Regions from separate parts of the Homo sapiens genome. Here regions 2, 3, 4, 5, 6 and 7 are each linked to region 1. A link is a loop called in an ENCODE intact Hi-C map of the cell type or tissue named here. Cell type or tissue: PC-9. All regions are shown on one strand. Region 1 has its middle 130 kb from the start of RAI14-DT. Region 2 overlaps RAI14 (retinoic acid induced 14). Region 3 overlaps RAI14 (retinoic acid induced 14). Region 4 overlaps RAI14 (retinoic acid induced 14). Region 5 overlaps RAI14 (retinoic acid induced 14). Region 6 overlaps TTC23L (tetratricopeptide repeat domain 23 like). Region 7 has its middle 47 kb from the start of RAI14-DT.

Region 1 (4,000 bases):
GGGCGCCTGTAGTCCCAGCTACTTGGGAGGCTGAGGCAGGAGAATGGCGTGAACCCGGGAGGCGGAGCTTGCAGTGAGCCGAGATCGCGCCACTGCACTCCAGCCTGGGCGACAGAGCCAGACTCTGTCTCAAAAAAGAAAAAAAAAAAAAGGAAAATTTCCTTTTGGTCCACTTAATTGGAAAAGTAAGGTCACTGTACATATGTCTTCTGGTACGTGGATTAGCAAGTGCACACTCCAGAATAAATAAACAAAACAAGTCAGAGTGTTCCCCCCCTCCCGCCCCGAGAGCCCAGGTGACAGCTTCCATCTCAAATAATATGTGTTCAGATGCACAGAGGGAAAATCAGACTGGATTAAAAGGAAAACAAACAATAGGAACTGTATCAAGATCCCAGCAGAAGAAATCATTCAACTCAGGTGGTTTAGATGAAGAGAGTTTAATCACAGAGGTGCACAGGGTGAAAGGAGTAACCAGATGATGAAGACCCAGAGAGGAGCAACGGCAGGAAGCTGCTACCTCCCCTAAATCGGAAGAAACGAGAGAGGAAATGGAGCCCGGTGAGGCCTGGAGCCATGGTGAGGCCTCTACCAGAAGCGGGAGTCACAGAGTCACTGCCAGAAGCAAGGCTCAAAGCTGGGAGGGAGCATGGGGGACAGGACACCCTGGCATCCTCTGCCCTCCACCCTAATTCTCTTTCCTCCTGCCCTCCATTCTCCTGATGGAGCCTGGCTCTGATTCTACCTAACAAGAAACCAAGGCAAGGGAGCCAAGGTGATAGGATCCAAGGCTCAGACCAGGGCAGAGAGGAGGTTAGAGCAGGTCCAGTTGTGGTGAAGGAGGGGCGTGGCAAATAGTTTCATCTTTGTGCTTTGTCAACACAAAGACTAAACTAGGTCTGGGTGCGGTGGCTCATGCCTGTGATCCCAGCACTTTGGGAGGCCAAGGCGTGGATCACCTGAGGTCAGGAGTTCAGACCAGCTTGGCCAACACATTTTCCACTTATTTTCACCACAAACAGCTGTATTATCAGCATTATTATTTTTGAACTTTGTCAGTCTTGGTAACATAGAAATATTTACTTATAATTCCTTGGTGAAGTAACAGGAGTGTTGCTGTTACCGGAAAGGGGTCTGGATCCAGACCCCAAGCGAGAGTTCTTGAATCTTGTGCAAGAAAGAATTCAGGGCAAGTCCGTAAAGTGAAAGCAAGTTTATTGGGAAAGTGAAGGAATAAAAGAATGGCTACTCCATAGGCAGAGCAGCCCCGAGGGCTGCTGGTTGTCCATTTTTATGGTTATTTCTTGATGATATGCTAAACAAGGGGTGGATTATTCATGCATCCCCTTTTTAGACCTTATCGGGTAACTTCCTGTCATTGCCATGGCATTTATAAACTGTCATGGCGCTGGTGAGAGTGTAGCAGTGAGGATGGCCAGAGGTCACTCTCGCCACCGTCTTGGTTTCGGTGGGTTTTAGTCGGCTTCTTTACTGCAACCTGTTTTATCAGCAAGGTCTTTATGACCTGTACCTTGTGCTGACCTCCTGTCTCATCCTGTGACTTAGAATGCCTAACTGCCTGGGAATGTAGCCCAGCAGGTCTCAGCCTTATTTCACCCAGCCCCTCTTCAAGATGGAGTTGCTCTGGTTCAAAAGCCTCTGACACTATTGTTCTCAGGTTTTCAGTTATCCTTACCAAGCTTTCTTTCAGAAGCCTCTCTCTCAAGACGCCCTTGTGTCTTGTGACGTGAAATAGGAGGAGAGAAAGTGGAAGAAGCTGGGTGGAGAAAATGAAGGCAGGAGCCCTTCTTCTTACCAATAGAACAACTGTGGTTTAAAAAAAAGGAAATGGAATGAGAACTATGGAGGGAATTTTGCAGATAGGTTCTTAGGCTCTCTGGGACTAATGACATGGAGTGAAGGAAAATGTTTGGTCTTAGAGATGGTAAACAGGTGACTTACACAGAACAAAGAGATGTGATAAAAGAGGAAGTGTTAAGGAATTTGAATTGAGTACTGACAAAGACTGGTACTGTTGTCCTTATGCATTGGGCAAAGTGGGCTGCAGAATTGCTCGACCTTCCAGGTGAAGTTAATGTTGGCCGCTAGGTGGCAATCACATGTCTTCAATAACCGAAGACATCGCAGGCCTGAGTAACTGGCCTTCCTGGTGAGTTTCATCAGTCCATCCACTGTCAGAGAATTATAGTTTCAAAGTCTGCTTGGATGCATTTTAATATTAAATCAATTTGTGAGTGCTCATTATGATTCGTCAAAATCATGGCCCCAAGCAGCTACTGTTTTCAAAGTAAGTGATGTGTGGTTTTCCTTCCACTGTTTGGGTGTTTACACTTAGAGCTTCCTCCTACTTCTTCTCCTTAGGAACTTGACACTATTTCTGCCATAGAAATGATGTTCCAGGCAACTATTTCTTACAAAAACAATAAATAGAACAGGTCTTGGGTCTGAAACAATTGGCCAGCTGAGATTTTGTTTTGTATTCATTTGGTTTTCCTGCTTGGTAGATTTAAACAAAGCTTTCCAACATTTTACTTTCGAAGCAAGATTCACACTGAAAAAACCATGTTACAGCACAATGTTGTAGACGCTAATCTATTCTGATGGATGTGTTTTTTATAGGTCTTCATTTGATTTAATATATATTTAAAACTGAGTTTGTCTGCCTGGTGAGAGATGAAGGAAATACAAATATAATCACTTTACAAAATAAATGCCTAAGATGGGGAACACTCAGCATATAGTGTTTATATATATTCACACACCAAGAAATAATCAAATATAATGATGCCAGCATTGATCGTAGATTTTCATAGCCACATATTTCTTGAGTGGTTTGTGCTAGCAAGGGAGACCCAGAGAGTCAGATGCACTCAAGCTTTTGTAATGAGGTGGTGCAGCATCTTCAATCCCCAGGGTATCTCCTATAACTTTCTACAGGATCTGATGCCATGCTAGAGAGTTGCGAAGCTCTGAATAGCTTTGCTTACATAGAGTGTTGGGTGTTTTGAGATTTATTTTGGAAGAGAAAGGAGAGAAGTTTCTCTGAGACATAGCAGGTCATATGTGGCTGAGCCTACAGCAAGGCCAGTGAAAGTGATTATGAGTCACTCATAGCCTAGGAGTGTGTCCCAACAGATATTTCTGATTTGGCCCCAGGCCACCATCAGACTATGTTGTCTTAAGTTGTCATATCTGGTAACTGCAAAAATAAACCATTTTAGTTGTCATATAAGATATTGTCATGTAAGTATTGACCTCTTCAAATGAATAATCATCTCAAGACCTTCAAACAAGAAGTGGTTCTAAGGTTGCATATAAGCATTACATATCGATGAAAACATTGATCACAGACATATTACAGCTGAGTACCAAGTGCTACTGGAGTCACAGCAACATCAGTTCTGGATTATCAATGTTTATGTCCAAAGGGGAGATAAATTGTTGACAAGGTAGTAGTCAGGGTAAGTCAATAGTTCAGTGGGAAAGCATTAGGGACAGATCTTTTTAGCTTTACCCTCTTTACCCACCAAACACTCATTTTTAATTAGGAACAGATTCAATGTGAAGGATAGGCTCACTCATCACTGTGGTGAGACATTGTTCTCATGTCCTTCACTGCCCACACTCTTTTTATTTTTATTTTTTTATTTTTTATTTTTTTATGAGACGGAGTCTCGCTCTGTCGCCCAGGCTGGAGTAAAGTGGCACAATCATGGCTCACTGCAGCTAAGACCTCCCCCGGCTCAGGTGATCCTCTCATCTCAGCCTCCAAAGTAGCTAGGACTACAGGCACCTACCTGGCTGATTTTTCTATTTTTTTGTAGAGATGATTTTGCCTTGTTGCCCAGGCTGGTCTCAAACTCCTGGGCTCAAGAGACCTGCCCGCCTCAGCCTCCCAAAGTGCTGGGATTACAGGCGTGAGCCACACCACCCGGCCATTGCCTACACTCTTTATCCAGAGTTTATTTGGTGATTTTCA
Region 2 (4,000 bases), 190 kb after region 1:
TGCTCATTCTCCAGCCTGGCACATAAGAGGTGGTCAGTAAAACTGTCGAATGAATGAGTGAATGAGTGAATCACAGTTAACCTCAGTTATAAAGATGTAATCATCAGTCTTCCCAAAATTCTTACAATACTGGACACTTTAAAGGAAATGAGGCTTTTTTAAAAAAAGAAAAAGCATTTCCTGGCAGGAATTTATGTATTTGTATGCAATATGTGGGTAGTTACAGTACAGTGCAAGAAAAACAACCATATTTCCTGTCCTCTAGGAATTTGAAATCTGTAAAGAACTCTAACATTGGAAATGCCTGATAACATACATCTGCAGTTATTTGTGGCAAAAGACAAGGCAAATAGGCAAATATTCGGTATTATAAAAAATGCACAGATTTCAAAGGACAAGTATAGGTGGATTTACATGCCTACATCTTTTGAGGTGAGTGGAAATTTGTACATGATAATCTAGGTGAGGCTGAGGCTCCCTGGCTGTGACAGTTCCCTTTGGGCTATTCCCCTGTACCTCCTGGGTCAGCTGATCTGCCTCCATCCAGAAAAGATGCTGAGGAAAGTCAGGAGTGGTCAGTAGCTTTTGTCATGTGGGTAGCTAATTACAAGTTTTGGGTTAATTTTTTTTTTTTTTAATTGAGACAGAGTCTCGCTTTTGTTGCCCAGGCTGGAGTGCAGTGGTGCAATCTCGGCTCACTGAAACCTCCACCTCCTGGGTTCAAGTGATTCTCCTGCCACGGCCTCCCAAGTAGCTGAGCCTACAGGTGCGTGCCACCATGCCTGGTTAATTTTTGTATTTTTAGTAGAGACAGGGTTTCGCCATGTTGGTCAGGTTGGTCTTGAACTTATGACCTCAAGCGATTCACCCACCTCAGCCTCCCAAAGTGTTGGGATTACAGGTGTGAGCCACTGCGCCCGGTCAAGTTTTGGGTTAATTTCTCAAAATGTCTTCTCTCGCACGTTTCTTATCTTTTCACTCTTTTCTCCTGCTTTCTAGGTCTTTCTTCTTTGAGAGGAAAGGGAGAGACCCTGGTTAGGCCAGAAATCCATGGAGAAGAGTTTTCTTCCTCTTCTGCCTTCCACTGTGGTTGGTAGATTTTCAAGATTTTAGTGGAGATTGATGGAGGATCCTGCAGGCTGCAGCCTCATCCCCCTCACAATGTATTTTTTGTAATAGGTGAAATGCTGCTTCTTTATTATGGTCAGGAGAAATGTTCTCTCACTGCTGGTGGCCAGTATATAAATCTTAACTTGTATGTTTATATATTCAGCATTATGTATGTGTATGTGCGCATGTGTGTGTGTTTGTGTGTAATGGATTTTAGTTGTGCATTTAGTAGGATAAAACACATGCATTTCTTTCATTTATGACTTATACTGTGACTAATTGTGGTTCATTTTAAGACTATTTATTTTAAAGAGTTACCGCAAAAAAGTCTTTGAATTGTTGGCATGCTAAAGTTAATGATAATAAGAATCAAGATTTTGAAAAGCACACTTCTTAATTTCTTCTTTCCTCATTTAACCAGAGCTGAACAGCTTACAAGTAGAAATCATGGGTTTTGGTATATAGAAATATAGGCTTAAAAATATGGATGCAATTTTAATACAATGCAGTTTTATGAGGCGGAATATCTTAGTTGTTTGACCCTAACCGACTTCATTAGGATGTTGTAATTCCCCTCCTTTAACTTGCCCATTTTGGGCGGGGGGGAATCCTTGTGGAATGCAGTGATTCAAGAGCTTAAGGACAGCAAGAGAGCAGGGGTAGGGATGGTTACAAGGTAAGACGTGTAGTCCCTGAGCAAGGCCTCCTTAAGGATGTGAATTCTGATTACTGCAACTGAAGAAGACAGATGTGGGAAGAGAGTGCAAATCCCAGTCACCCCACCCATGCCCGTCTTTTGCTGGCTGAGGGGTGGCTCTGTGTCTTTTGCTCCACATCCCCTGTGAATGTGAGGGCAAAGAACTCTGCTGAAGTTGTTGGTCTTTTGTCAGAAGAAGGCTTTAAGTACTGGCATTCTTTCCTCATGAGCACAGATCCGGCTCCTGTTTCTCAGGGAGGGCAGTGAACTTGCTCTACATTCCTCATGGGTAATGAAGTTGTTCCCAAGCCTGTCACCACCACATCCTTCCAACCCTGCTCTTAAGCTTCTTTTTCAGAGGGAAGCAGAATGTTTACTCAGTAGGACATCCTAAAGGACAGAGGCAAGGCAAGGAGAGGATGGAGAAAAGCTCATTCTCTTTTGACCACAATCACTGTCACTGGCTGCAGGGTGTGGAAAATGGGAAGGCACAGTATATCATCATTTCCTCAGGACGGAATGCTGGCCAGTGCCCGATGGGAACAACAGCTAGCAAATTAGTGAATTGTGGCTGCCCATTATTTAAGAGAGAACACGTGGTAACCACCTTCAGTAAATAAATGCAGATGAATTTGGTGATTTACAACTCTTGTGTTTTCTTGTGGTAACACAGTTGTCCAACTGATCAGGCATGAATGTTAATTTACACACCATAAGGTACGTGGTTAGTGGTTCTCAACATTTTTAAACATGAGAAACCTGTTCTAACATACACAGAGTTCACAGATCTTTAAGAACTTTTAGCTGTTCTGTTATCTGTTGGTTGAGAAGACACATAATGGTGAGATCAAAATGTATTAAGTGGATTTGAATTACAATTATCATGGAACTTACTATATTTGAAAACTGTGTGTATGTAGCATATTACACACAATGGTGCTCAGGGATTCAGGATCTTTTCTCGTCCCCACCAAACTGAGGACCCTCCTCTGCCCTCCCCCGTTCTCAGTTCAGGGCCAAAGCCCCCAGGTTGGGATCTACTGGGAGAATCAAAAGATTGTGAATTTTGGGTCAGGCAGAGAGGGGATCAAATTTCAACTCTACCACATCCTGTATGATCTTGGGTAAGTTACTAAACCTTGCTGTGCCCCAGCTTCCTCGTCTTTAAAATGGAGATCAGTTCCTATGAAGACTTAACCTCCTAGGGGTTTTGGAGGAATTGAAGTTTTGTTGTACCATGAATAGTGCCTGCGCAGGAAAGGTGGCACTTAAAATTTTTTCCCCACTTCTTGCCTACTCTCCCCACCTCCAGGACAGATTCAAGACCAGTAATGCACAAGATGAAAATCAATAAGTTAATTCTTTCTGCCTCTGAGCATTCATTTAGCCGGTACTGTATGTTCTAGTTAGTAGAGCTATTTGACAAATGACTACTACTTTTAGTGGCGTAAAACAAATCTTTATTACACTCACCAATTCTCTGGACAGGGTACAACAGGGACAGCTCGTCTCTGATCCGTGTTGTGGAACTTCAGCTGGGCAGACTGAAAGGATGGGGGCTAATTACCTGGTGGCTCATTCCCTCAGCATCTGACGGATAATGCTGGCTGTCACCTAAGACCTTAACTGAGGCTTTTGGCCAGAACGCTGGTGCCCCATTGGCCCTGGCTTTCTCACAGCATGGTGGCTGGGTTCCAAAAGGAAACATCCTGAGAGAGCTAAACGGAAACCTCATCCATCCCCTGTCATGGTCTAGCCTTGGAAATCATACAGCATCGCTTCTGCCACCTTCCATCCATTGAGATTGTCACAACATCCCGCTCATATTCAAAGGGAGGAGAAATAGATTATGCCTCTTGATGCAAGGTGGTTCTGGAGAGTATATGGGAACAGAAATCTTACCGCACCCTTTGTGGAAAATCTCTGCCACGGTATGTGAGCAGTTTGTAAATTTATAGAAAGGGACTCCTTGAATGTCCTTGCACTGCTCTTCCCTGAGTTACCGTGGTTGCACGCTGGACTAAAAGCTAAGACCTTAACACAAAGACCTGAAATATAGTATCTGAACTCTGTCCCAGGGCACGTGTCACCTTCTAGCTTTGAACTGGAGCCTGGGTTTTCATCTAAAAGCTGGCTTTTAGATGTCTGGTCAATGGCATGTCAGTAACTGAACTCTGCGCTATATGCTAGGTG
Region 3 (4,000 bases), 160 kb after region 1:
TCCAAATTTAATGAAAAAGGTAGAGTCTGTACATGTTTGCTGGGCACAGTGGCTCATGCCTGTAATCCCAGCTTTTAGGGAGGGAGAGGCCAGAGGATAGCTTGAGCCCAGGAATTCGTGACCTGCCTGGGCAATATAGTGAGACCCCATTCGCCACAAAAAAGGAAAAAAAAAAAAGATAAAGTCTATACATGTTTTAGCACAGGATTTGGCTTTTTGGTTTTAGTTGTAAAACTGTATAGGGCATTGCTGGATGGAACTGGAGGCCGTTATTCCAAGTGAAGTAACTCAGGAATGGAAAACCAAATACCGTATGTTCTCACTTGTAAGTGGGAGCTAAGTTATAAGGATGCAAAAACATACAGAGTGATACAATGGACTGTCAGGACTAGGTTGGGAGAGAGGTGAGGGATAAAAGACAACATATTGGTTGCATTAAAATCTCAGAATTCATTGCTAAGAAATTCATGTATCAAAAAACTACCTATACCCCCCAAACTATTGAAATTAAAAAAAAAAAAACTATATAGGGCAGTGAAAACATTCAGCCACTAGTCAGGCCTTAGGGTCTGGTTCTGAATCTCATCATGAATAGGCTTTGTGACTCAGGCAAGTTTCTAAACTTGTCTGAGGCTCTGTTGCTACTTCTGTGAAATGAGGCACTTAGACTAGATGAGCAATCTTGACTTTTGAAGGGTGGCAACTACCTTGTAGAATCCAGTGAAAACTCAGAACCTTCCTCCCTGAAAAATGTAAATGTATACTTGCTAAAAGATAATTACATTCCATTTCCAGGGGACCACAGACCCATGTTAAATGAAGTGATTGCTTAAGATTCAGCTCAACTCAGAATTGCTGAGTCCCACAAGACCCTGAGAGTCTTGCATTGTTTAGAGAGGCCCCCTGAGGAATGAGCTATTTGATGAGGGAGGTTTTGTTGTTCCTGGCATTTTTCACTAACTGCCCTGTGCATTCTGGGGAGGGGAGACGGGAACAAACACTGAGAAAAATAAATAGGGAATGAGTGGCATCTGGAATATGAACTGTTTTCCTCATCACTTTTCACAAGGAGGTGGATGGCATGATTGCAGCACAGAAGATATGTTGAGGAATGACTTGAACATAGAGATACAGCATTTTGTACAGTGACAGTTAAGCAGTAACTTAGACTTGCTCTACTTTTAATGTTTGAGAACTCACTGATATAGAAATCTAAGAAGGTCCAGTTCAGAGAAGCAGAGAACAGAATGGAAGTTACCAGGAGCAGGGGTGGGGATGTGGGAGTGGGGGGTTGGGGGAGGTGGATGGGGAGATGTTGGTCAAAGGATGCAGCGTTTCAGTTAAGAGGAATAGATGAAGAGATCTATTGTACAACATGGTAATTATAGTTAGTGTATTGTATACTTGAAAAATTCCTGAGAGTAGATTTAGAGTGTTCTCATCACAGTGAAATAATAAGTATGTGAGGCAATGCATATGTTAATTAGCTCAATTTAGCCATTCTACAATATATGCATATTTCAAAAGTCATGTTTTACACCATAAAAGTATATACAATTTTTATTTGTCAATTAAAATAAATATTAATAAGAAGGAAAAAATTAAGGTTTTGGTTAATTTGAAAATGTCAGAAGCTTCTAGGAAGTATATCGTAAGTGGAAATATGTTATTTACCACTCCTCAGCTGTTAACTGACCACCTTCCCAACGCAACCCTGCTCTGTCTCCTTCCCATGACCCAAGTTGTAATCCAATCAGGAGAGAATACCTTATTTGGAAACCTACATATGTCCTTTTTTTCTCTGCTTAGGTGTTGAAAAGTCTCCTCTAGAGCTTTGGAAGGCTGAATGCACTAAACATGAAGAGCTTGAAAGCGAAGTTCAGGAAGAGTGACGTGAGTATGCGGTGACTCACAGTCTGGCTGTTCCTTCTTCTCCATGGAGCTGCAGAAACGCTCCTCCCCACCTTGATAAGGCGCTGTTGGGTTAATAAACTACAGACACTCAAGTGCTCTTGGCCCCAGCTCAGGGTAGCTTCTGTAGATGGCATGCTCTAGGTTCCTTGCTGTTTGTGTGCATAGCTTTCAAAAACAATGTTTTTTTATTTTTATTTTTAATTTTGGGGATCTGTGCCTTGTAGAGAAAGGAACCGTCACATTAAACATCTTCAAAGGAAGAATCAGTAAAAACCTCAACATTTCTAAAGTTGCCAGAAATCCTGATTCAGAATGTCGTTTTTAGAAGAAGCTAGTCTCTCTCATGCGGGTGGTTTAGGAATGACATATTAGCATGGTTCATCTTTGGCTTTAGGAAACGTGTTCAACTCTCTGTTAAGGGTTTTGTGGTAAAATGGTATCTACTGCTGCCCGTACCTTTCCTCCCCCCGAATTCCAGGGACTCGTACTCATTTGTTATCTAACCAATCCATAAAAGACTCTGGATTGGAGGAAGCAGTTATGATGTCAGAGTTATGAAATAAAGTCTCCCCCAGGAGAAGAGGGAGAAAAACATAGCAGAGGGGTTGTACACGATAATATTTTTTTAAAAGGTCACCCCATAAACCCTTCTATGATCCCAGTCTTGTATTAGCTGCATTCCAGATACTTTGAGCAGAGTTGTGGAGTGGGAGAAATTAATGGAAGGGAATTAGATGGAAGCCAAGGTATGTCACTCTCAAAATGGGCTTGTTCAGCTATCATTTCAGGCGAGGTAATTAAAGATGAACCTGGATTTTATTGCTTTGCCGTGAATTATATTTTGACAGCTTGGCACAGCTGCATTTTTGCAATAAATGGAGGCTGTGTCTTTTATGGCTGATATGTAACTTGCATACCTACTTCTGGCTGAAGCTTATCTCCTGAGGCTGCATCATGACATGTAACTTACTGCCCTGATAAAACCCAGGCTAGATGAGATGCTTATGGGATGATGGTAAAATACCGACCCACTTAAAGAAAGAACTGGGAAGCGTTATGAAAAAAGTTGATCTTACCTTCTTATCCTTTAGGTAAATTAAATAAAACTCATAGAGTGCAAAGAGACTTCGACAAAGACAGAAAACTAGCTGTTGGCCAGAGTGAAAGTCCTGGTCATCCGACTTCCGAGAAACCTCCTTCAACCTCATCGTCTGCTGGCTGTATGTTATGCAGCCTACATATCTCCCGTGGCTTTCAGCTAAGGAGAAAAAGGCAATTAAATGGAAAATGTTGCCCAATTCAGCAGATAGGGGTTTCTAAATTTTGTGACCAGGTTAACAAATGTCTTTTTCTATTCCAAGGGAATCTAGGTAGCTTTCATTTACATAGGTTAAGATTATTTTTAGCAAAATTTCATCAGTCTAGACTTCCATATATATATGAACAGGGGCCCAGAGGAATGATAGGCACATAAACTTTTGGTTTAAAAATCAAAAACTGGTGGCAGTAGGGAGGGTGTTGCTGGAATCTAGTTAGAAAAACTGAAATATTTCCATGATTTAAAAAAATCCACTGTAATAACACTAGTAAAAGCTCTGGGATTTGGCAGCAGAAAAGGCTATGATTTTGGCAGTTAGTGCTAAGAGAAGAAATGTTGAGAAGCAGACCTGGGGGAGGAGAGCCTGGGGAGGAGGAAATTGGTATAATGGAGCCCAACAATTTCAAATGGCTCTCCACATCCAAATTGTTTCCCCAAGCACAGAACCGTACAGCTAAATGGAGGGAATAAAAAATGACAACAACAACAAAAACATTTCAAAGCCTAGTTTGTTAATCAACCATATGATAATAATGCTAATAATAATTAACCATTAGGAAGTATTAACCAAATGTCCAGAGGTATACTAAGCTTTTCATGTGAAATTCATTTAATCTTGCCACAAATCTTATGTGGTGGGTATTACTATTAAGCTCATTTTACAGACGAAGAAACTAAGGCCTTAGGGACATGCAGTCATTTGTCTGGGTTCTTAGAACTTTACGTTCTAGAACCAGTTTTTGCACTAAGGCAGTCTGATTCAAGAGC
Region 4 (4,000 bases), 300 kb after region 1:
GATCAGTGCTTTTCAAAGTGTGGGTAAAGTATTTACTAGCTTATAATAATTAAGGAGTTTGAGCTGGGTGTGGTGGCCCACACCTGTAATCCCAGCACTTTGGGAGGCCGAGGTGGGCAGATCACCTGAGGTCAGGAGTTCGAGACCAGCCTGGCCAATGTGGCAAAACCCCGTCTCTACTAAAAATACAAAAATTAGCTATTACATAAAATTATTGAGATTTTATGTAATAGTTAATTATTGAGCATGCCTGTAGTCCCAGCTACTTGGGAAGCTGACGCAGGAGAATTGCTTGAATCTGGGAGGCAGAGGTTGCAGTGAGCCGAGATCGTGCCACTGCACTCCAGCTTGGGTGACAGAGCAAGACTCCATCTCAAAAAGTAATAATAATATTAAGTTTGGACCAGAAATTCACACAGTTACTTCACTAAGCACATTGTTTTGTTCAGCTGACATATCTTTTGTAGGACTTTCTAGATGAAGGAAGCAGTACATTGCATTGCATTCTGGAGGAAGTTTGCTATCTCTGTGAGCACCTTGAATAGCACTCCTTAAGTTGCAATTTCAGCATGATAATCAGTAGGATGTCCGAAAGTTGTGGTTTACCAACAGGGATTACTGTGGGATTCAGAGAAGAGAAGATAGTTTCATGCTAGGGTGGTCTTTGAATGCTTTAAGGACTGGGCAAAGTTTGACATGATGCTTAAGAATTCTCTAGGCAGAGAGATTCTGCAGGGCAATCCTGTGGATAAAGAATGAAAGAATCAGCCGTGTGTTGAGAATGTAGAGGGTGTGATGGGAACCATGAATCTGAGGAAAATAGGAATCTAGAAAAGTAGCAGTGTCATGAACCTGAAGAAGTAGACTGGAGCCAAATCATAGAGGCCTGAACCCAGATAAAGGAATTTGGAGATTATTTTTGGAGGGAAAACAATTAAAGCACTTGACCCAGAGGAATGACCCAATCAAAGTATGTTTTAGGAAGACTGGTCTGACGTTGCTGTGCAGGCTACAGTTTCACTGGGAAGAAGAGAGAGGCAGAGATTTGTTGGGAAGCTGTTTGCAGAGTTTCCAAGTAAGGTGATAAAGTCTTAACTACAGTAATGGTGGTAGGGGGAAAGAAATAAACCAGATTCCAGAGACATTTCTAAAATGATTCACATAACTGAGACTTACAAGGCACAGGGAAGAACCAAAAACAACCAAGATATGACACTTAAGCAAATGAATAGGAAATATATGACCAAATTCATCAATTTTCAGATTGCCTTGTGTACACATGTATCTAGTATTGTGCTAGCAATACCACAGTAAGGAAACCCCAGTTTCCTTTCTATATAAAATGAAAATTTTAGTTCACCCATCCAGCTGCTAGGGCGTTTTATAATTAGGGCCAGGAAGAAGAACTGGATTAGGCTAGGAAGTGAATTTGTCTCAGGTTAGAGAAATAAGAGTTTAATTGTTTTATATTTTAAATGGCTTTCTCTTTCCCAAGGTGCTGATAGCTTATTGGATATAAGTTCTGAAGCTGACCAACAAGATCTTCTCTCTCTATTGCAAGCAAAAGTTGCTTCCCTTACCTTACACAATAAGGAGTTACAAGATAAATTACAGGTATATAAATAGATTGCTATCATGGACTATTCTGTAGAGTCAAGCTCTTGGTCTTTTCAGTAGTCAGATGTATTTTGTTTTAAATGTGTACATTAGTTTCTTTTTAAATATTAGCTTTAAGCATCTTATAGTTTCAGATTATTTGTTTCATGAGAGTGTTATTCATTAACTCTTTCTGTAAATTATTCAACTGGTAAATTATAAATAATTATACACATAGTATGATCAGTATTAAATATTCTATATGTTTAATAAATTATATAAATAAAACAAAATTTATAGAAAAAATTCTATATAAAATATACTATATGCATAGAATGATGCATAATATATAATTTTATATTTTGATTTTATATATATTAAAATTTTACGTTTTAAATTATATATGTATGTGTGTATGTATATATATATATATATATATATAAAATATTATCCATTTAGTAAAGTTGATCATTTAACAGGTTTAAGTACTTGATAAGAAATGGCTGTACCAAAAAATAAGAAGAAGAAATAGCTGTACTATATATCCATTACCCCTCTTGGCAAGTAGAATGATATAAGAAATAAAGGAAATTTTTGAATTGGAGGCTTTGTAGAGAAAACAATTTTAGTGTTTTCAAAGTGACACAAATCGTCTGTCCCAATAGAACCCAAAGCAAGCTTTGTGTCATTAGTCCCACTCATGTCCCAGACTGTCTTTTTTCATGGCATGAGAATACACAGGCAAAGTGATCATGCTACTCTCCCGTACCAAAGTTGCGGATTTACTCCTCTCATTCTAGTTGCTTGCTTAGCTAACCACGCCTTTGGTATCTTTTTTTTTTTTTTTTTTTTTTTTTTTTTTTTTTTTTGAGACGGAGTCTTGCTCTGTCGCCCAGGCTGGAGTGCAGTGGCGCGATCTCGGCTCACTGCAAGCTCCGCCTCCCGGGTTCACGCCATTCTCTTGCCTCAGCCTCCCGAGTAGCTGGGATCACAGGCGCCCGCCACCACGCCCGGCTAATTTTTTGTATTTTTTTTTAGTAGAGACGGGGTTTCACCGTGTTAGCCAGGATGGTCTCAATCTCCTGACCTTTGATATCATTTAATTCTTGCTTTTTTTTCCTAGGCCAAATCACCCAAGGAGGCGGAAGCAGACCTAAGCTTTGACTCATACCATTCCACCCAAACTGACTTGGGCCCATCCCTGGGAAAACCTGGTGAAACCTCTCCCCCAGACTCCAAATCATCTCCATCTGTCTTAATACATTCTTTAGGTAAATCCACTACTGACAATGATGTCAGAATTCAGCAACTGCAAGAGATTTTGCAAGATCTACAGAAGAGATTAGAGAGCTCTGAAGCAGAGAGAAAACAGCTACAGGTCGAACTCCAATCCCGAAGGGCAGAACTGGTATGCTTAAACAACACTGAGATTTCAGAGAACAGCTCTGACCTCAGCCAGAAACTTAAAGAAACTCAGAGCAAATACGAGGAGGCTATGAAAGAAGTCCTTAGTGTGCAGAAGCAGATGAAACTCGGTCTTGTCTCACCTGAAAGCATGGATAATTATTCACATTTCCACGAGCTGAGGGTCACGGAAGAGGAAATAAATGTGCTAAAGCAGGATCTGCAGAATGCATTAGAAGAAAGTGAAAGAAATAAAGAGAAAGTGAGAGAGTTAGAGGAAAAACTGGTAGAGAGGGAGAAAGGTACAGTGATTAAGCCACCTGTGGAAGAGTACGAGGAAATGAAAAGTTCATATTGCTCTGTTATTGAGAATATGAATAAGGAGAAAGCATTTTTGTTTGAGAAATACCAAGAAGCCCAAGAAGAAATCATGAAATTAAAAGACACACTAAAAAGTCAGATGACACAGGAAGCCAGTGATGAAGCTGAGGACATGAAAGAAGCCATGAATAGGATGATAGATGAACTCAATAAACAGGTGAGCGAGCTGTCACAGCTGTACAAAGAAGCCCAGGCTGAGCTGGAGGATTACAGGAAGAGGAAATCTCTAGAGGATGTCACAGCTGAATATATCCATAAAGCAGAGCATGAGAAACTGATGCAATTGACAAACGTGTCCAGGGCTAAAGCAGAAGATGCACTGTCTGAAATGAAGTCTCAGTATTCAAAAGTGTTGAATGAGTTGACCCAGCTCAAACAACTGGTGGATGCACAAAAAGAGAACTCTGTCTCTATCACAGAACATTTGCAAGTGATAACCACGCTGCGGACTGCAGCAAAAGAGATGGAAGAAAAAATAAGCAATCTTAAGGAACACCTTGCAAGCAAGGAAGTGGAAGTAGCAAAGCTGGAGAAACAACTCTTAGAAGAGAAAGCTGCTATGACTGATGCAATGGTACCTCGGTCTTCCTATGAAAAACTCCAGTCATCCTTAGAGAGT
Region 5 (4,000 bases), 210 kb after region 1:
TTATAATGAAAACCTGGTGGCAACCTAGATGTTTAATATCGTTTAGCTTTAAAGAATGTTGATGCAGCTCTTTATTGATAGGAAGAAAGTTCAGCATATGTTACTTGGTGAGAAAACTGGGCTGTTGAGCAAAATATTTGCTATATGCATAGAAAAAATATGGACTGATAGAAAAAATGGGCAGGGTAATTCTTGAGTGATAGGACTGATAGTGGTTTCATTTTTATTTTTAAATTTTCTGTATCTTTGAAACTTGTTTACGGTGAATCTTGTTTATATATGCAAAAGTTTTGTAAAGAAATTATACTATCAAACTTAATGAAAAGCTAGAATATATACTTACACCAGGTCTTTAGCATTTTAGGTGTCCTATGTCCTTAATTACTGAAGATTTTTTTACATTTTTCATCATCTCTGAGTGTTAAAGTCTCTGTACGTAAAAGCTTTTAGTAAGTTTCACAATCTGGCTTATATTTCAACAACTGAATGCACTAAATATTACTTGGCATTTACAAATGCATGTGGTAATTTGGAAAAGTGCCTTTCTTACAACATAAATCTTCCAAGTAACTTTGAAAGTTGTTGTAGTCATCATCTTGAAAACTAGAAAATGTGAACACTCTAACTTGTATAAAGAAATTCCAAATGTTATTCATCTTATGGTCTATTTTGTAATTTGTTGGAATCATTGAAGTGCTTCAGGGAAATTAATTCGGCAGGGTTTATTTAAGTGCCTAGAGCTTGATAAATTAGAGTGGAGTTTTAGCATGCAGAGAAATGGTGCCGTCATAGGACTGCATCTTTTTGTCTGTACAATTCCAGTATCAGCCTATAAGCTCTGCGAGTTAGGAAACTTGGCTGTGGTTTTCCTGTGGTACTCATAGGACCTCACAGAGTGCAGAATACGTGATACAAGTGATCATGACAAAATAGTGAACTTTTACTCAGCAGTTAATATGTGCAAGGCACATACTATGGTTTTTATGCATTATCTCATTTAAACTTCACAGCAGGTCTCGATAGGTGGTTTTCAACCTTTTGGTAGGGGGCAGGGCTGGACTGTGCTTTGCAATGTATAAGAAAAATTCAGCTGGGCGCGGTGACTCACGCCTGTAATCCCAGCACTTTCGGAGGCCAAGGCGGGCGGATCACCTGAGGTCAGGAATTCGACACCAGGCTGGCCAACATGGCGAAGCCCCGTCTCTACTAAAACTACAAAAATTAGCTGGGCATGGTGGCGTGTGCCTGTAATCCCAGCTACTCAGGAGCTGAGGCAGGAGAATAGCTTGAACCCGGGTGGCGGAGGTTGCAGTGAGCCGAGATCGCTCCACCAGGCACTCCAGCCTGGGCAATGAGTGAGACTCCATCTCAAAATAAAAATCAAAATGGCAAGTGTTTTTTGTTTTTTTTTTAATTCCAAACTGCCCTAAATTTCCATAGTTATGGAAATGCTTTGTAAAGCCGTTCATTAAGTAGACTGATATTCAGGTTAAATTAGAGCATTTTCTTAAAAGTCTGTGTCAATTGTGGGTTAGCTTTTTTGTTTGTTTTTGACAGAGATGAGGTCTCACTGTGTTGCCCAGGCTGGTCTCAAATTCCTGAGCTCAAGGGATCCTCCTGCCTTAGCCTCCCAAAGTGCTAGGATTACAGGCATGAGCCATCATGCCCAGCCAGAATGTGGGTTTGAACAAATTGAGATAACAGTGAGAAAAAACACCAGAGTTCTTTAGGGTTACATCGACAACTTTCTTTGTAAGAATGATCTTTTCAATGTTTGCCATGTTTTACTTTGCTGTCTATAATGTGCAGAATTCCTGCTAGTGATTGAGTAATTCAGGAATCCCCAGTCCCTGGGCCACAGACTGGTATTTGTCTGTGGCCTGTTAGGAGCCAGGCTGCACAGCAGGAGGTGAGTGGTAGGCAAGCAGGCATTATCACCTGAGCTCTGCCTCCTGTCGGATGAGTGGCAACATTAAACTCTCATAGAAGAGCAAGTCCTACTGTGAACTGATCATGTGAGGGATCTAGGTTGAGTACTCCTTATCAGAATCTAATTGCTGATGATCTGAGGTGGAACAGTTTTCTCCCAAAACCATCTCCCCCGGCCCCTGGTCTATGGAAAAATTGTCTTCCATGAAACTGGTCTCTGGTGCCAAAATGGTTGGTACAGCCAGGATACTAAATAGAACAATTCAGAGGCCAGGTAAGCACACAGATACTCCTAATGTAGTGCAGGATGTGCTGAGGCTGAAGGTGCTGGCATTTATGCTGGGCTTGAAGGATTTTTGACAAGTTAAGGAAAGTAGTATTAGCGTAAAATTTTGAAGGAAGGTCTTGAGAACAGATTGGTTTTTAAAAATACTGTGGGTAATTATGGAGTTATTGGAATTACTACCTGTTACTCATTCCAAATAGATCACCACCTTTAGGAGAAAGTTCTTTAGATGTCTTGGCACGGTGGCTTACACCTGTAATCCCAGCACTCTGGGAGGCCAAGATGAGGATCGCTTGAGCTTAGGAGTTTGAGACCAGCCTGGGCAACACAGACCTCATCTCTACAAAAAAAAAAAATTTAAAAATTAGCTGGGCATGGTGGCTTGCACCTGTAGTCTCAACTACTCAGGAAACTGAGGTGGGAAGACAGCTTGAGCCTAGGAGGTTGAAGCTGCAGTGAGCTATGAGCCCACCACTGCACTCCAGCCTGGGTGACAGAGTGAGACCCTCTCTCAAAAACAAAAAACAAAACCAAAAAAAGCTTCAAAATTATCTGGATTCCTCAATCTGCTCTTTGCTGCTTCCAACACATTTTAAATTTGGCATATTTCTGATTTCAGATTGTTTTCTAGAGCAGTGTCATGGACATATTTTTTCCTGAATCTAATTGAAAGCACACATTAGAAAACCTGTCTGGTTTCTTAGAGTCATTCTGTTTTGCAGGAACAAATGTTCTCTGATTCCTCAAAGAACTTCTCTTCTTTTGGACTGCTAAAGCTTTTCTTAGGAACTGTGCCATTTCTGTCTGCTCATATTTATAGAGGGAGGGCTATGGAATTGAGGAATGAGATGGGGTCTATTAGAAGTTGTAAGATTTGTATTCAAATATTTTAGTCCAGGCCGACCACAGTGGCTCATGTCTGAACCCCAGCACTTGGGGAGGCTGAGGCAGGTGGATTGCTTGAGCTCAGGAGTTTGAGACCAGCCTGGGCAACACGGTGAGATCCCATCTCTAAAATTTAAAAAAACAAAAACAAAACCCCAAATATTTCTGTCCAAAATAAAAAAGCGGAAGGAAAAGCTGTAGTTATTGTTCTACAGTTTGCTATTTCTACACTTTGCTAATTCAGAATTCTGTCACCCAAGGAATATGTGCATTGGAGGTGACTGCCAGATGCTCTTTTCCTTGCCAGGAGCAGTGTGGAATTCATGGGAGCAGTGCCCTTTTCTTGCTGGGCACCTTGGCACTGGCTGCGCACACCTGTACTCTTGGCCTCCCTTGTTTGCTTGGTGTGCTGTTGGTGTGGTGCCTTTTGTGGTGACACCAAGTGGGAATCAGGTAGACTTGACATACCCTCACCATCACCCTTTATTCCTCTGAATTAGGAACTGTGAATGGGATTTTGTTGGGATCTCTTCCAGACATTTTCCTGGCAGACAAGAAGGCAGCTTGTTGACATCACTGGTCCAATTGGCCTTCCTTCAAATTTGTCCCCTCTGACTTAACACTCTAAGAGATATCCTGAAATTTCTAGCTTGAGGATACCATCTTACCACAGTTTCCTATGCAGATACAAGTTTTCCCTTAATTGTATATTCTGCAGTTTATTTTGATGGGACATCGATACATTGCTCAAGATATGGATGAATTTTCCCCTAAGTTCAAACCTCCTTAGTAGCTTAAAAATCAGTTATTCTCTGGATAAGTATGGTGGCAGCTGAAGCTTCTGGGCTTGTATACAGCCTGCGGTATATCTCATCTGTGCTGTAGACAGTCTGTAAATCT
Region 6 (4,000 bases), 380 kb after region 1:
GGTAATAAAGATAAATAAAACATGGTCATTAATCTTAAGGGGACAACATTCTAGTGTAAGAGAAAACATGAAGAAATAATAACATGAAATTTAAGTTCTGGAATAGCATTCTCAGTGCAATGAAAGGAGAGACAATCTATGAGAATTGGAAAACACTTCATAGAGAGGGTGACATTTGAGCCATTTCTTAAAGGACAAGTAGCAGTTCATCCAGATGGAGAAGAGAAGCCATTCCTGGAAGAAGGAACTCTACATACAAAGGCACAGAAGCATGACAGAGGGCAGTGTATGGAGGAATGGTAAGTACTTTACAGCTGTTGTACAGGGCAGCATGTCCTGAAAGGGGCTGCAAGAAATGCTGATTCCAAGGGATGTGTGCCAGTTCTCTGGGGGAGGAAGAAAGGCTCTGTAGCAGAAAGACAAAAATCATTTAAGGAAAAAAAAAAACAAAAAAAACAGGTTTAAACAAAGTGACACAGGTTACTTTTCTGAAGGGCTTCTCAGGACTTTTAATATACAAAACCTTCGGCTGGGTGCTGTAGCTCATGCTGTAATCCTAGCACTTTCAGAGGCTGAGGCAGGTGGATTGTCTGAGCTCAGGAGTTCGAGACCAGCCTGGGAAACACAGTGAAACCCAGTCTCTACTAAAATACAAAAAATTAGCCGGGCGTGGTAGCATGCGCCTGTAGTCCCAGTTACTCGGGAGGCTGAGGCAGGAGAATTGCTTGACCTGGGAGGTGGAGGTTGCAGTGAGCCGAGATTGTGCCACTGCACTACAGCCTGGGCAACAGAGCAAGACTGTCTCCTAAAGAAAAATAAAAAAAAAATTAAACATTAAAAAAAATACATATATATACAAAACCTTCCTTATTGGCATGTTGGGAACAAATCAGGTTTTTAACATTTTTATTTTTATATTTTAAATTTGTAGTGACGAGGTCTCACTATGTTGCCCAGGCTGGCCTCCAACTCCTTGGCTCAAGTGATCCTCCCGCCTCAGCCTCTCAAAGTCCTGGGATTACAGGCATGAACACACCATACCTGGCTGCAAATCAGTTTTTTAGAAACCATTGTATTTTACATACCTAAAGTCTTTTTGAAATGATCAGTGATTTAAATTTTGGCAAATAAAACCTTGCCCTGTCTTTAGAATCAAAGTAGAGAAACTAAGGTTTGGTTTTGTTGAAAGCAAAGGGTGTAGTGTATACTTGCCCTGAGGGTATACATGAATACTTTTGCAGTTTGGTAAGGAATTTTGGCCCCACTTTAGGACATAAAGTCTTTATGAACTATGATTATCTCATCAACTATTTAATCTGATCATAGAAATATGACTTCAGTGCATCCCTATGAATTAATCTTTTTGATTCATGGTGGTTAAGAGCTGTAGTTCTGGAGACAGGCAAGCCTGAGTTCAAACCCCAGGACTACCACTTTCTAGCTATGGGCAATCCTGGTTTCTTCATCTATAAAATGGGGATGAAGTATAGTACCTATCTCAGTGTTGTTGTGAGAATAAATGAGATAATGCATTATATGTAAAGTGCTTAGCAGAGTGCCTGGCCCCATAGTAATCATGTACTAAGTAACAGCTATTTTTAGTTTTACTGAAAGCTGGTCTTTGACTTTATTACCTTCTACTGGCACCACTGTTGCACGAAGCAAACGGAGATAGGGGCTGAATATTTTGAAAAGCTACTACCAAGCTGATGTGGAAAATATTTTGCTGGTTAACATCTCGAAAAAGATATAGACTTATCAGGTTCTGGAAACACTGTTAGTCTCATAGACAAGCAGTCTGACACAGTCACCTAAACTCAAAGATAATATATACACTATGGAAATCAGTTGTCCTTTCAGGTTTCAGACAAGGGGAATCCTGCCACCTTGTGGTGCGACAGAAGTAGGCCCGAGGCTGATTCCCACTTACTATCCCTAGCAGAGATGCAGCCCTCTTACAGTTCTTTGCCCACCTCTGAATTTATGAGACCCCTGGGCAACTAACTTAATCTGTGCCTATTTCTTCAGCTAATTTGGAATCTCATTATCTCCTGGTTTACTGCAAAGGAAGTTAAAGTGCCAGATAGCTTTCTATATTTTATACAGTCCAGTAATAGAGAATGAGCCTGTCTTTAGTGCAACTTGCATAGAAACCCCAAGTTCATAAAATTTTGTATTTCATATTCTACAGAACAAATATTCTTTTCAAGTAAAAAAAGGGCTATGAAAACCACTTTTTTCAGGCTTGAGGTAGAAATAGGAGGTGACTAAAGAACACTTAATAGTAACTGTGTTTCTGGAGCAGTCTTTTGGATCATAATACATCAAATTCCTGCTCAGCTCCTTCAGTAATGGGAAATCAGAGGACAGACATCTCAACGGCTAGAAACAAGCAAGAGAGATCTTTCACAGGGCCTCGGGCTGTAAGTCTCCGAGCTCGTGAGAAGAAACCACTTGAAAATCATCAACTATATAAAAGGCCCTAAATTAGATAAGTTTTCCACCTGGGATTTAAACAATCCAGGTGGCTCAAATATCCCTGGTTTGCCATCTGAATCAAGGGAAGAGCTCCCTGCTGTTTAGGAAGAAAACCCGAGACTCTAGTAAGATTTTAGAGGCCTATTAGAAGAGCCAGCATTTTGAGAGTATAGTCATGTGGTGGAATAATGGTGACACAGTCGCCTCAGGCTAAGTTCAGCCTTTGGCTCAGGTAAGGCAATGAGATCTGCTGCTGGGGGAGGCAGGGCCAGTTATGGAGGAAGAGAAGGCAAGAACCAAGAAAAATGCTCAAATGGTTTTCTCCTTTCCTCTAGGTCTTCTGTTATCAAATTGAAAACCTCTATACAGGATAGCCAACAATAAAGACAACCTTGTTGATGATAAAAATTCTCGACCACAAAATGTTTCTCAACACTGATAGCAGTGGCAGATCTAAAACAACGGTTTTTTATTAAGGACTCTGGGAAAAAAAGGTCCACTTAGCAGCAGCATTCCAGGTGAAATACCCAAGAGCCATTAGAAACTAGGATCCTGGCTGGGCGCGGTGGCTCATGCCTATAATCCCAGCACTTTGGGAGGCCGAGGCAGGCCAATCATGAAGTCAGGAGATTGAGACCATCCTGGTCAACACGGTGAAACCCCATCTCTACTAAAAATACAAAAAAAATTAGCTGGGCGTGGTGACACATGCCTGTAAACCTAGCTACTCGGGAGGCTGAGGCAGAAGAATCACTTGAACCGGGGTCGGAGGTTGCAGTGAACTGGGATCATGCCACTGCACTCCAGCCTGGCGACAGATAGAGACTGCGTCTCAAAAAAAACAAACAAAAAACAAACAAACAAACCCAACTAGGATCCTGATCTATGACTTGGGGGAAAGAAATCTTTTAGTCACATGCTTTAAGTTAGTTTTTTGTGTCACTGGAACTCCATTACCTTCCATTTCCCTTTTTCTAACTCTATTCCTTTCAGTTCTGACTTTTTAAAAAATTCTGCGATACCTAAGGAGTTTATTGGTGAACACTTTCATGTACTACAGTTGACCACTGAACAATGCAGGGGCTAGGGCTGCCAATGCCTTGTGCAGTCAAAAATCTTTGTATAACTTTGGATTCCCCCAAAACTTAACTGCTAATAGCCTACTGTTAACTGGGAGCCTTACTGATAAGCTTAACAGTTGATTAACACATATTTTGTATGTTATATGTATAGTATATAATATATTCTTACAATAAGTAAACTAGAGAAAGGCAAAGGTTATTAAGAAAATGATAAGGGGCCAAGTGTGGTGGCTCATTGCCTGTAATCCTAGCACTCTGGGAGGCAGAGGAAGGCAGACTGCTTGAGCCCAGGAGGTCGAGGCTGCAGTGAGCTGAGATTGTGCCACTGCACTCCAGCCTGGATGAGAAAGTGAGACCCTGTTCAAAAAAAAAAAAGAAAGAAAATAAGGAAATACATTTACATTACTGTATTTATTGATTCCGTTAAGTTTACATTGTCT
Region 7 (4,000 bases), 86 kb after region 1:
TTGCATTGGGTATTATAAGTCATCTAGGGATGATGTAAAGGATAAGGAAGAATGTGTGTAGGGTATGAGCAAATACCACACCATTTTACATCAGGGACTTGAGCATCCATGGATTTTGATATCCAAGGGGAGTCCTGGAACCACTCCTCCATGGATACGGAGAGACAACTGTACTAAAAATATGCCTCTTCTCTCATTCATTCATTCACTCTCCATAAATGCAATGAACTTCTACTATGTGCTAGGTTCTGTGCTAGACATGGCAGACATAAAAATGAATAAAGACACAAGCTTATCCTTAGGTTGCTCAAGGTCCATTATAGGAAGTAGACAAATAAATCAAGTAAATATATAAATCACACTGCTTTAAATAAGTAAAGCAATAGAAGCATGCACCTGGCAGAAGCATGAATCCTCTATCTGTGGGTTCAATGAAAACTTTCTGAAGAAGATGAGAGCTAAACTGAGGTTCAAAAGACAAATCCAAATATTCCAGGTAGACAGGGGAATAAGGTATTCTAGCTAGAGGGAACAGAATGATCAAGGAATCAGGGATGAAACAAACACTGAGGTGGAGTAGAATCTTTTTTTTTGTTGTTTGTTTTTTGAGACAGAGTTTCTCTCTGTCTCCCAAGCTGAAATGCAGGGGCGCAGTTTTGGCTCACTGCAGCCTCTGCCTTCTGGGCTCACTGGATCCTCCCACCTCAGCCTCCAGAGTAGCTAGGACTACATGTGCCACCAAGCTTGACTCATTTTTTAATTTTTTGTAGGGACAGCGAGGTTTCATTATACTGCCCAGGCTGGTCTAGAACTTCTGGGCTCAAGCCATCCACCTGCCTCAGCCTCCCAAAGTGCTGAGATTACAGATTTGAGCCACCATGCCTGTGAGTAGAATCTTAATAGTCCACTTTGCCATTGCGAGAGATTTGGAGCTCATCTTGCAGAGAATGAGCAGCCATGGCCAGACCTGCATTTTTGGAACTAATGCCCACTGAGCCCACTTCACTTTGCCCAAATCTCCCAGGCTGGCTCCCTTTCCTGCCCCCTTCTAGTCTTCCCATGCCCAGCATTGACAGTCAGATGGCTCAATTCTTTCCCCTAGACATACCGACCTTTCACCACTAGTCCAGGCATCACACCTTGACAAACTTTCTTTCATGATAAACCTTGTTACTCCACTAGACACTGACGAGATTAAACTTCAAGCACAATCTCCATAACTTTCCTATAGGTTTTCCTGAGTTTTATGGACCGGCCTCCAATCTGTTATTTCATTGAAGAAATAACTGCTACTTTATCTCAGAAGATGTGCTCTGCTGCTAGGTGATATGTTCTATAGTTTTTCAGCTAGTTAGAAAAGAAATTTGCCAAGTTCATGATCAGTGTGGTTGCGTGACTGATAATTATAAAACCAAATTGAAGGGGTAATAGAAAAATGTTCCAGAAGAGACTCTTACCATGGCCCCAAACAGCTGGGTCAGGATGACTTCATGGGCTATTTAACTTCTAATTTCTAGATTACAGGATAATTTCAATAAAGGCTATGCTGGCCAATTACTGAGTCAGCCACACACTTGAGTTACTGCCATTTCAACTTTTACAACGGAATGGAGAGGTGAGTCACATTTTATTAGACAGCAACTGTGTCTGATAGAGCTTCAATGTACCCCACCATAAAAAAGTCAAGCACAAAGAAAAAATATACCAAGGAAGCCACAGTAGAGGGAAATAGTAGTGAGAATATCCCCTTTATCTCCAAGCAGTGTTACATCCCCCCAAAAATTCTCAGCCTATATATGAATGTTTTAGAAGGCAAAAATTATTTCAAAATGTGAAACATATTGTCAGCCTAATTTACTGGAATATGCAGTAAGGCATTTTCTTTCTCTTCTTCAAATTGGCAGATTCTGTTACTTAAACCTTGTGTTAGATCTCTCAGTTGTGAACGAATGCATAAAAATAGCATTCCAGTCTATAGTTGGGTCTAAGCCAATTAATGGGAATGAGGAAATGACTCACTGGAGAGTCTGAGATACTCTGTCTTTTAGGATTTATATTATCCTTTCCCCAGCACACTCATTTAAGAATGGACTTGAGCAAGATCTCAAAAAGCAAAGGCTGTCCCCCTCACATGGATATATATGTTCTAGAGAGTCTCCCAGAGTGAAACAAGTTCCGTGATTAAAGACTCACAAACAGCTGGGTGTGGTGGCTCACGCCTGTAATCCCAGCACTTTGGGAGGCTGAGGCAGGAGGATCACTTGAATCCAGGAGTTTGAAACCAGCCTGGGCAACGTGAAAAAACCCTGTCTTTACAAAAAAATATATAAAAATTAGCTGGGCATAATGGTATATTCCAGCTACTCAGGAGGCTGAGGTAGGAGGATCACTGGAGCCCAGGAGGCAGGGGTTGCAGTGAGCCAAAATCCCACCACTGCACTCCAGCCTGGTCAACAGAACAAAGCCCTGTCTCAAAAAAATAAAAAATAAAATAAAAAAGCAGAGTGAGTTCTTCACCATGCACGCCACATCTTAACAACCATTCACTGTGGCAGAATTCTTTTTCAATGCCCCTTCACATTCTTTTCATTCCACAAGCGAGAGAGACATTAGGGGTGATAGTTTGAGGTTAACACCTCCCTTTAAACATCTTCTGGGTTCTGATTAGCAAATGATATGGTTTGGATCTGTGTCCCACCCAAATCTCATGTCGAATTCTATTCCCTAATGTTGGAGGTGGGGCCCGGTGGGAGATGATTGGATCGTGAGGGTGGATATCTCCCTTTGGTGCTGTTCTTGTGATGGTGAGTGAGTGTATTATTGTGAGGTCTGGTTGTTTAAAAGTGTGTGACACCTCTCCCTCTCTCCCTCATCCTCTTGCTCCTGCCATGTAAGACACCTGCTCCCGCTGTGCCTTCCACCATGAGTCAAAGCTCCCTGAGGCCTATGCAGAAGAGATGCTGCCAAACTTCCTGTACAGGCTGCAGAGCAATGAGCCAATTAAACCTCTTTTCTTCACAAATTACCCAGTCTTGGGTATTTCTTTATAGCAGTGCAAAAAATACAGACTAACACAGTGAGTTTAGGGCTACCAATTTCCTTTTTGACAAGCAGGGTGAATGCCAGCTGAAAACATCTGTAAATGGCAGAAGCAGAGAGAGAAAGAGGTGACACTAGTGATGAGGGGCTTCTTAATGTTCAACAAAGCAACACTGAAAATTCAGAACAACATAGCTTGAACCTACATATCCCTGGTGTGTTCTATACAGAGCACAAAGCTGTTCTTTGAGCTGGGTTTTGCAAGAAAGAGCTAGGGATCCTATTCAAGGGAGGCAGTCATTTAGGATAAGCTGAAACTATATAGTGGGCAGTTTCCTTTTTAAGCATGAGAAGAAAAGGCTTCCTTCATTTTAATCATGCAGCAAACCTCAGTGAAATGTGACAGGCATGGAGAGAAATTAGACCATTGAGAGAAAAATGGAAATAAACATGGTTTGGTTGGGGGGAGGTGAAAAAAACAAGGGAGAAAAAGCTAAGCAAAAAATCAAAACATAAAAGGAAATGTGTTGGAGTTGTTACAAAGGAAACCAAAAAGAGATGTGTACATAAGCTCTTAAGGCAAAGAAAAGTATGTAGGCAAGGGGTTGGAAAAAGAAAACAGTGGTGTGTAGACGAGAAAAGGAAAGAAGACACAAGATGAAAGCAAGAAAACAATATATACTATGGTTAATGGTAAATGGTTCATTTATATTTAATACATTTTTAAAAGGATAAGCCATCGTACCATGGGAATTCTAACACTGCCCACTGTAAAGGTTATATAATCCATTGCACTTTTGTGTAGGAAAATAAACCACAGACCCAAGCCACTAGTCCCTGAAAATGACTGCCAGCATGTCAGTGGGTAATGGTTCTTCCGGACATTAGAATGTATTCTTGGAGCATCATCTACAACCCACAGGGGAGATCTGTCTTTAAAGATGTTGTACATCACACATCC

Evidence for each region. Peaks named below come from ENCODE experiments on the same cell type or tissue, not always from the same donor. Only the 100,000 strongest peaks of a DNase experiment are listed, where the experiment ranks them.
Region 2: it touches region 1 in a loop (7-fold over the local background); 5 of 110 quality-filtered maps call a loop at or near these places.
Region 3: a loop joins it to region 1, with 5 times the contacts of the local background. A loop is called at or near these places in 11 of 110 quality-filtered maps.
Region 4: it touches region 1 in a loop (3-fold over the local background); 19 of 110 quality-filtered maps call a loop at or near these places.
Region 5: a loop joins it to region 1, with 8 times the contacts of the local background. A loop is called at or near these places in 3 of 110 quality-filtered maps.
Region 6: it touches region 1 in a loop (13-fold over the local background); 89 of 110 quality-filtered maps call a loop at or near these places.
Region 7: a loop joins it to region 1, with 5 times the contacts of the local background. A loop is called at or near these places in 10 of 110 quality-filtered maps.

Annotation. Positions count from the first base shown.
Region 1 is chr5:34,521,206-34,525,205 of GRCh38, forward strand. No RefSeq gene overlaps it. Among named protein-coding and RNA genes, the nearest start is that of RAI14-DT, 130 kb to the right of the region's middle. RefSeq lists an enhancer at 1,826-2,349. In PC-9, CTCF peaks have their summits at 2,102 (motif pointing right) and 2,306; DNase peaks (open chromatin) are centred at 886, 1,626, 2,086 and 3,146; H3K27ac peaks cover 3,241 bases.
Region 2 is chr5:34,715,790-34,719,789 of GRCh38, forward strand. All of the region lies in intron 2 of RAI14 (retinoic acid induced 14), which reads left to right. It overlaps LOC124900960 (a long non-coding RNA gene), which reads left to right. Exons shown (of 3, transcript XR_007058730.1): 2 at 1-432; 3 at 1,000-4,000. Among named protein-coding and RNA genes, the nearest start is that of RAI14, 61 kb to the left of the region's middle. In PC-9, no CTCF peak of the experiment used is centred here; DNase peaks (open chromatin) are centred at 1,732 and 2,082; H3K4me3 peaks cover 1,872 bases; H3K27ac peaks cover 4,000 bases.
Region 3 is chr5:34,685,063-34,689,062 of GRCh38, forward strand. RAI14 (retinoic acid induced 14) reads left to right here. Exons shown (of 18, transcript NM_015577.3): 2 at 1,810-1,893. The coding sequence starts at 1,858. Among named protein-coding and RNA genes, the nearest start is that of RAI14, 31 kb to the left of the region's middle. In PC-9, no CTCF peak of the experiment used is centred here; a DNase peak (open chromatin) is centred at 1,889; H3K27ac peaks cover 2,493 bases.
Region 4 is chr5:34,820,237-34,824,236 of GRCh38, forward strand. RAI14 (retinoic acid induced 14) reads left to right here. Exons shown (of 18, transcript NM_015577.3): 14 at 1,496-1,614; 15 at 2,720-4,000. Among named protein-coding and RNA genes, the nearest start is that of TTC23L, 17 kb to the right of the region's middle. In PC-9, no CTCF peak of the experiment used is centred here; no DNase peak of the experiment used is centred here.
Region 5 is chr5:34,735,031-34,739,030 of GRCh38, forward strand. The region is part of intron 2 of RAI14 (retinoic acid induced 14); the gene reads left to right. Among named protein-coding and RNA genes, the nearest start is that of RAI14, 81 kb to the left of the region's middle. RefSeq lists enhancers at 671-1,171, 1,172-1,672, 1,679-2,218. In PC-9, no CTCF peak of the experiment used is centred here; DNase peaks (open chromatin) are centred at 1,095 and 1,851; H3K27ac peaks cover 2,097 bases.
Region 6 is chr5:34,896,577-34,900,576 of GRCh38, forward strand. TTC23L (tetratricopeptide repeat domain 23 like) reads left to right here. Exons shown (of 11, transcript NM_144725.4): 10 at 194-299; 11 at 2,814-3,935. The coding sequence ends at 202. Among named protein-coding and RNA genes, the nearest start is that of RAD1, 17 kb to the right of the region's middle. In PC-9, CTCF peaks have their summits at 1,909 (motif pointing left) and 2,113; DNase peaks (open chromatin) are centred at 1,255 and 1,865.
Region 7 is chr5:34,607,442-34,611,441 of GRCh38, forward strand. No RefSeq gene overlaps it. Among named protein-coding and RNA genes, the nearest start is that of RAI14-DT, 47 kb to the right of the region's middle. In PC-9, no CTCF peak of the experiment used is centred here; DNase peaks (open chromatin) are centred at 1,580 and 1,990; H3K4me3 peaks cover 287 bases; H3K27ac peaks cover 2,528 bases.